3 separate regions of the Homo sapiens genome follow, and regions 2 and 3 are each linked to region 1. The links are chromatin loops, found by intact Hi-C in ENCODE. Cell type or tissue: heart left ventricle. All regions are shown on one strand.

Region 1 (2,500 bases):
CTGAGTCTTGGGAGCAGAGGAAGCTCTGTCCTAACAGGGCAGGTTTCCTTCTACACCTTTTATCTCATTTCTGGGGCCTAAGCTTTAGGAAGATTCTGTTTTCTGGATTATGTTGTATCCTCCCTTCTCTGAGGCAATTAAGGCAGAACCTCATGAAGTGATAAACAGAATGCAGTAAATGGACAGAAGTGTCTGTTAATACTTTAGAATTTCACCTGCCATTTAACTAGCAGCCAATATTGTCAAATACTTGTCTTTTAGGAGTTTCTTCAGTCAATAAATCAGCCTGGTTTGTCATGGTGCAGTGGACAGGTCACTGGCTTGTGATTTGGAAGGTTTGTGTTCTACTCCTAGTTTACTCGTCGTTTTTGGAAGCAGACCCTCTATGTCAATAGCAAAGGGCAATTCCAAGTGGTAGTGTTCGTCTGTTTTTATCTGTGGACTTTGATTCTGCTGATTGTGTGACATTGGGAAATTGACCTAGATTTCATGCTTCAGTTTTTACTGTATATTTCCATAGCATGCTCTATCTCAGACTCAGGGAACTTATGTGAAGTGATAATAATGGTTAATATTTAAATAGAATCTCTAAAGAAAAAGTATTGTTTCTAGTACTTTATGTGTATGAATTCATTTGTGACTCATTCATAAGGTAGATCATGAGGTATAATCTAAAGTAGGGCTAGGATTTAAGCTTACACAGTCTGGTTCTAGGTCTGTGCTATTAATTATTAAGCCAGACAACCTCTTATAATAGGGAATAATTTGAAGGAGAGAAATGAAAAATGCCCTGCAATTATTCGAGTACTTTCCTAGTCTTATTTATAAATACCAATCTTTCAAAAGTAAACTGGGCCTCAATTCTGCTGAAACCATCTCAAATTTCAGATGAGGAATAGCTGAATGGATGCTAATACTGCAGTGATTACAATTATTAAACTATTCATTTTTATAAAATGAATAATGAATACACTTTAACCCACCTCCTTTCAAAAATGGTTTCAGGTCACAGATCAGTATAAGCAACTCAATTTTAATTCCAGCTTAGAAATAATAATTCAAAAATAGTATTTACTAAGTAATTAAGTAAGGGTTCTTTTAATTTTTTCGCCTTATGCTCATTAAATTATTTTAACCCTGGCCAGACTAATTGAAATTTAACTGCATGATAAAACTTTACCGCCATCTAGTGTCAGTCAGGAGCATTGCAGGAGTGTTGCTTTTTGAATCTGTTTTGGTAGCTACCTGCCGTATCTATGGCAATATTAAGCGGCACTCCCAGGTGGCACTCTTTGACTCCTATACCAGCGACCTTTGATTTTATAGATTATTCCAATAATTTGAGTTCAGAGGAACTAATTTCATGGCATTTCTTATTTCTAAATCCTGGTTTATTTTATGAGTGTGCTCTCAGGGGAATATAAGAATCTTTCATCCAAGTCAGGGATAGTTTCTAAATTCTCTGAATGTCCTCACCCCTAAGAGCTCTTGTTACTTTAGCTTCAAGATGGTAAACGTGGGGGAAAACTTTGTGCTATATATTTAAATTATTATGAGTTTTTTTTGTATATCAAGTATTTATGTGTACACTATAATAGTTATCTACTGCTGTGGGATAAATCGCCTCAAAATGTAGCAGCTTAAACAGCAAAAATTTATCTCACACTATTTCTGAGGGTCAGGAAGCAGAGAGTGGTTTAGCTGGGTGGTTCTGGCTAAGGGTATCTCGCAAGGTAAGTCAAGTGTGAGATGAAGCTGCAGTCATCTCAAAGCTCAACTGGAGCTGGAGAATCTGCTTCCAGACTCACCCGTGTTAGCAGGTTTTGGTTTCTTGCTTGCTGTCGGCTAGAAGCTCAGTTCCTTGACATGTGGGACTCTTCACAGGACGTGCTTCCCCTAGAGCAAGAGGAGAGGGGAAGAGAGTGAGAGACAGAGAGGAAGCCACAGTCTTTTAAAATAATCTAATCTTACTCTCATATGTTATTGATCAACCAAACCAGCCCTGGTCCCCTTGTGTGGCAGAGAATTACAGAAGCTTGTGAATAACAGTAGGTGGGGATCCTTGGGGCCATCTTGAAGGCTGGTGACTACACCCACCATCAAGCTTTATTAAATAGTAATGTTTTGCCTGATTTGGGTAACTGCTTCATAACATGAGTTTAGCCCAAGGCTAAATTCTGAGAGGTACAAATGGGAAACAACTTTTTCTCCCTTGGTTGCTTTCAACCATACTATGCTAAATCTCCCTTCTGTGCTCTGTAACTTCAATCTCTGGTAGATTTCATAGCTTTTGGCTCACATTCAGCTGTAACAAGAGTCCTTGTTTGTTTGTTTCTTATTTTTAATACATGGTTTCTTATTTTTAATACATGGTTTCACTCTGTTGCCTCACTGCAGCCTTAACCTCCTGGGCTCAAGTGATCCTCAATCTCAGTCTCCGGAGCAACTGGGACTACAGGAATATGCACCATACCTGGCTAATTGTGTGTGTGTGTGTGTG
Region 2 (2,500 bases), 100 kb after region 1:
GAACAGCTCTGAAAAGTCATTACTATTTCTCTATTTTATAAAGACATGGGCTTAGAGAGTTAAGGTAACTCTTTCAGAGTCACCTAGTCAGTACATTCAAAACTAGAATTTGAACCTTGGGATTTTGGAGGCTCCAAGCCATTGCTTCTAAAGGGCTTCTCTCTATGGCTTGACTAAAGATGAATAAATACCACAACGCTTCACAAAGTCTCAATTTTTAAAAACTGTTTTCTCAACTCTGCAAAAAGAATGTTTTCAAAAGTAGCATTTGGCATAATTCTCATCTTTCCTCATGTACTAAACTATTTTAAGAGACCAAGACCTGTTGTTTACTGGGAGAAAAGCTGGTATAGAATTTTGAAGGCCTCTCTTGGAAATAGAAGGATCTGATATCTGGTGGAGGGAAAGAGGAATTTTTTTTTTTTTGGAAATGGGACTGAAGTTCGAGTGTATCTAAGGGAAAGGGAACTATAGTTAATGAATTAGTGAAAAATACTGCATGAGTATTACTTAAAGTGAAACTTAGACAATTTGGGTAACAAAAGATCCTTATCAAAATCTGCAAGGTTTAATCAGATACTATAATATGTGGGGTCATAAGCCAAGGGGTTTAGGGGTTTATGAAATATAGGTCTGTGGGAGAAATGAGTAACCTATTTATCAACTGAAATTCTTATTTTGGACAGCTATCCCAGCATGATGTGTGCTAGCAAAACAAAACAAAAACAAAAATCAAACTAACAAAAATGGGGTGTTTATGGAAATAAAGGGTTAAATAAATTATGATACACACATTAAATGGAATCTCTTGTGCCCACACTCTACTGTCACTTCCACAGGCTACTGATATTTCTCTCTGGGCAATAGGGCCCATGCATTTGCACCAACAGAAGCCCTGCCATCAATACTTTGGCTTTACTCTTCATTTTATTATACTATTTGCAAGCCCATTTCTCCTAGAATCCTCCCATAAATTCCCATTTCTGAAGCTCTCTATTGCTAAACTTGGCTCGCACTCCCCCTACCGGCAGACCCAACTGTTATTCCCAAGTACTGTAGATTTCATCATTGCCAAAACTACATGATGTTTGTTAAGTACCAGAAAAAAATTTGTCTTTAATTTGATATTCTGTTGGGACAGCCAGAGGACAGTCGAGGATAAAAAGGAAGATTTTTATTAATAGTCATTCTACCTGCAGAAAACCCTCCCTAGATGATGATTTCCTGTATATGTGAGTTTGTTTCATAATTACTCAGGACAACAATGCCCTTGACAGCCAACCAAATTAAAATGCATACCCAGAGCTATAATTTTTTTAGCTCTAATTAACCAATTCTGTTTCCTTAAATGTAAATGACCTCTCTTCCTATTTTGAGATTTACTATTTAAGGTTTACTCAGTACACATTTTAAAGTAGATTAAAAAACAAATCTATTTAAATCTGTTTCAAAGATAAATGCCTGCTACAAGTCTTGTCTTCAGATACTACTCAATAGATTCATGTGTGCCTGAGGCATTATGTGGTGTTGGGGAGTAGGCAGAGTTTTAATTTCTACTATATATCCTCTTCTCTCTCTCAACTGTTTGAGTCAATGGTGGTGAGTGCATTTGCAGACAGCAACTCTCCCCTTCCCCAGGACTGGACACAGAGAAGGCAAATGTTCCTTTCATAGATCCCCTTTCCCTAAAGAGCACAAAGCCCCATGTTTTCAAAAAAGAAACAGCTGAAAACTAAAATAACAGAACATAGCTAGCATCCTTTTGTCACTATTTGGGTGTGTGATTGTTCTATTCTTGATGTTTTCTGTAGAGTTTGACTATTAAGTAAAAGATTTTCTTTGGAAAAAGTACAAGATATGTTGCATGTCATTGTCCCCAACATTTTGTCCTGTCTCAAGCAATATGATTTCTTACTTGAATTTTGGTTTTCTATGTAATAAAATGTGTAAGTAAATAAAAATAATGTAAAACTTACCTTTGCCCCAGAATACAGGTGACTAAAAAGCAATATTTCATAAAAATAAATGCAGTAGTAAAACTTGGTTAGAAATCATGCTTTTCTTTTTATCTTTTCTTGTAAAATTGATTGAGACTTTTGCTACAACAAAGAGCCAAATAATTAAGCCCAAATAAGCATTTGCTAATAAAGTTTTTTTAAAAGGCTCAAAAATATTAATTTTAATTTTATTAATATTAATTAATAAAAGTAAAACTCAGCCAACAATATGACTTCCATGTAGCATTTCTGCTTAGCAAGGTAAGGTGTGCCGAGGATAAATACTTAGAAAAACTGTAGCCCAAAGAAAAGTTTTTTCAGGTAGAAGGAATTCCACCAGAGGCAAGGATGCAATCTTTGTCTGTGATCAAAAAGCATGATTATAAGTCATGCGTGGTGGCTCATGCCTGTAATCCCAGCACTTTGGGAGGCCAACGCAGGTGGATCACCTGAGGTCAGGAGTTCAAGACCAGCCTGGCCAACACTGCAAAACCTCGTCTGTA
Region 3 (2,500 bases), 550 kb before region 1:
AAGAACTAAAGTAAAGTATTCACCACGACTTTCCCTTTATAAAGGCTCTTTGTTGTTTCTCAAATTATTGTACACATTTAAGATAACACCATACCACCGTCTGGAGGGAGCTGACATACTCAGACATACTCCTGAGGCGCATCAGACCCAACCAAAAGGATGGAGAGAAAAAGGCCAGAGGAACTGCTCCAGTGATTAGGGAGTAATCAGCAATCAATCAACTCCCCAGCCTTCCAAAAAGCTTACAAATGTCATTAAGGATGTAAGCATTATGGTCCTCTCTCTTCACCCCAGATTTACAAGGAATTAATTAGGTCAGCAGCATGGAATTCAGACTATGGATACAATATTCTTCAGACTACGGATAGAATACTGTCATTAAGGTGGGTTTGCACTGAAACAAGCCACATTACCTGGCTTTATCTTCGTTAGCTTCAGCTATTCAGAATAAGTTGTAAATATGGTTAAAAGGTGGCTCATGCAAGAGCAAGAGAAGCAAAAGGTTTTGAGGAAAAACAATCACCACAGACTTTGGGATCCTGGCAGGCTTTAGGGGACCAGCAGGTGGTACTCTACTCCAGAATTAACACCTTGGCTTTCACTTAATTTTACATCAAAATTAAATCAGATGGAACATATGAAAGCATTAGACAAAAGCCACTTTATCAGCTGAGGCACATTTGGAAAAATGGTATTTAAAAAAGTCAAAAGCTCACCAAAGAAGGTTCACAAAATCATCTGAAATATTCCTCAGGCCAATTTTTCTTTCTAGCCAAGTAGTCATTATCCATCCCATGATAAGTATAGGTAATTAATGTGAAATGCCACATGTAGGTAATTCACATGAAATGTAATTGCTCACATTCCTGGCTGAACCTTGCCTGAAGTGGAGGGTGTTGTAACAGATTACATGGAGCTAAACGATGGTGACATAAGGAAAAACAGTATAAACTAAGCAACTTGCAAGGTGTCACAACTTGGACTCCCACTTTTTTCTTTTAAGCTGAATGCTTTCAGTTGAGAAGAAAGGCTATCCTCTCAATATCCTGCAGGTGTCAGTGGAGAGCTACATCTTTCCAGTAACTTAAAGGGTTGGGAATATGTCAGCCTTAACCAACCGACAATAGCAGCCAGCTATTAAAACCAAGACTTCAAATTAATTAAAATAACTTTCTAAGGTCATACAGTAAGTGGCAGAACTCATATTTATACCCAGGATGACTGACTTCGGGCTCTTCTCTGCCCCCAGTGTCATGCTTGTCAACAGAGGGAGTACTCTGGAAAAAGTCAATTTTTGATAAAGTCCTTTTAATGGAAAATGTAAAACCCCTTTCAACTTTAATGTACAAAGCCATATGTAACACTTGCACTTTAACAAAAGCAAGCCAATGTTTTAAAAAAATACATCATTAAATGTATATATGTATATATTTACATAGCATATTAAGTTTAATATTTAGCTTTAAAAGTTCACATAAATTTTACCAAAATGAGACAATTTTAAATAAATTACACCTTTTGAAAATGTTTAATTGTACAGTCAATAGCTTCAACAAAATATTGAAGTGTCTGTATTTAGTATCTACTTTATATACTTTATACTTTACAAATTTTACAATTATTTGGCAGTAATTTTCTGATTATGACATGACTGCTGTGCGATTCAGCAATTTCCCAGATGCAGGCAATAGCTGGTGTTTGTGTCCTATTCTCACAGTAACTGTCTCAATGTAGTGAAAAATATCAGTAATTTTAGTAAACTGTACAAGGTCACATTTACACTTGATCAACAATATAGCATAGAATTTTTTATTTTTTACCAAAAATAAATACATCATTTTAAATCTGGCATTTTCACAAACATCATATACACTATAATACAAAACAGCTATATAGTGCTGCTTTTAAAATTCTGCTTGTTTTATAACATTGAATCACAGGAGCTGTGACATATGCTATACTGCTGTGGTGTCAGTAACAAGTAATTACTACAAAGAGAATTTCTTGGCACTGATGGTTTTATGAAGCTTAAAGTCAGTGTGCATACATATCATCATTCAAGGTTAAGTAATCCCAGTTCAACAACCTAAAAATATCAAACTGGATCACACTTAATTTTCTTCCATATCCTCTACTTCATCCTCGTGTATCTTCAAGGCTCTCACCATTTCTTTGACTGCATGATACAAAATATTTTTAACCTGAAAGAGATGTTGATATTTCTAATCACTTCAGTTCGACAGAAATTAATTAAAAAATGACAACTTCCAGATTTAAAAAAATAATAGGGAACTAGGAAAGCCAAATATAAGAAAAATGTTTGAAAGTGTTAAGCCAAAAGGGACACTATAAATCATACAATTAAATACATGTTGGTGTTAATCTTTGGTTGTCACCCTAATGTGACCAACTAGGCAATGACTGCCTAAGCTGTTATACATGTATCATATTTCTGAATATAAAAAGCCTGAAGAACAGGACCTAGAACACCCAACTCTTA

What was found. Hi-C counts contacts between places; a loop is a spot of excess contacts. Peaks named below come from ENCODE experiments on the same cell type or tissue, not always from the same donor. Only the 100,000 strongest peaks of a DNase experiment are listed, where the experiment ranks them.
Region 2: a loop joins it to region 1, with 2.5 times the contacts of the local background. A loop is called at or near these places in 8 of 110 quality-filtered maps.
Region 3: a loop joins it to region 1, with 9 times the contacts of the local background. A loop is called at or near these places in 95 of 110 quality-filtered maps.

What each region holds. Positions count from the first base shown.
Region 1 is chr10:63,718,986-63,721,485 of GRCh38, forward strand. No RefSeq gene overlaps it. Among named protein-coding and RNA genes, the nearest start is that of REEP3, 200 kb to the left of the region's middle. In heart left ventricle, a CTCF peak has its summit at 1,188 (motif pointing left); no DNase peak of the experiment used is centred here; H3K27ac peaks cover 734 bases.
Region 2 is chr10:63,818,931-63,821,430 of GRCh38, forward strand. No RefSeq gene overlaps it. Among named protein-coding and RNA genes, the nearest start is that of REEP3, 300 kb to the left of the region's middle. In heart left ventricle, a CTCF peak has its summit at 1,036; a DNase peak (open chromatin) is centred at 1,011.
Region 3 is chr10:63,165,934-63,168,433 of GRCh38, forward strand. It overlaps JMJD1C (jumonji domain containing 1C), which reads right to left. Exons shown (of 26, transcript NM_032776.3): 26 at 1,292-2,201. The coding sequence ends at 2,112. Among named protein-coding and RNA genes, the nearest start is that of NRBF2, 34 kb to the left of the region's middle. In heart left ventricle, a CTCF peak has its summit at 1,051 (motif pointing right); no DNase peak of the experiment used is centred here.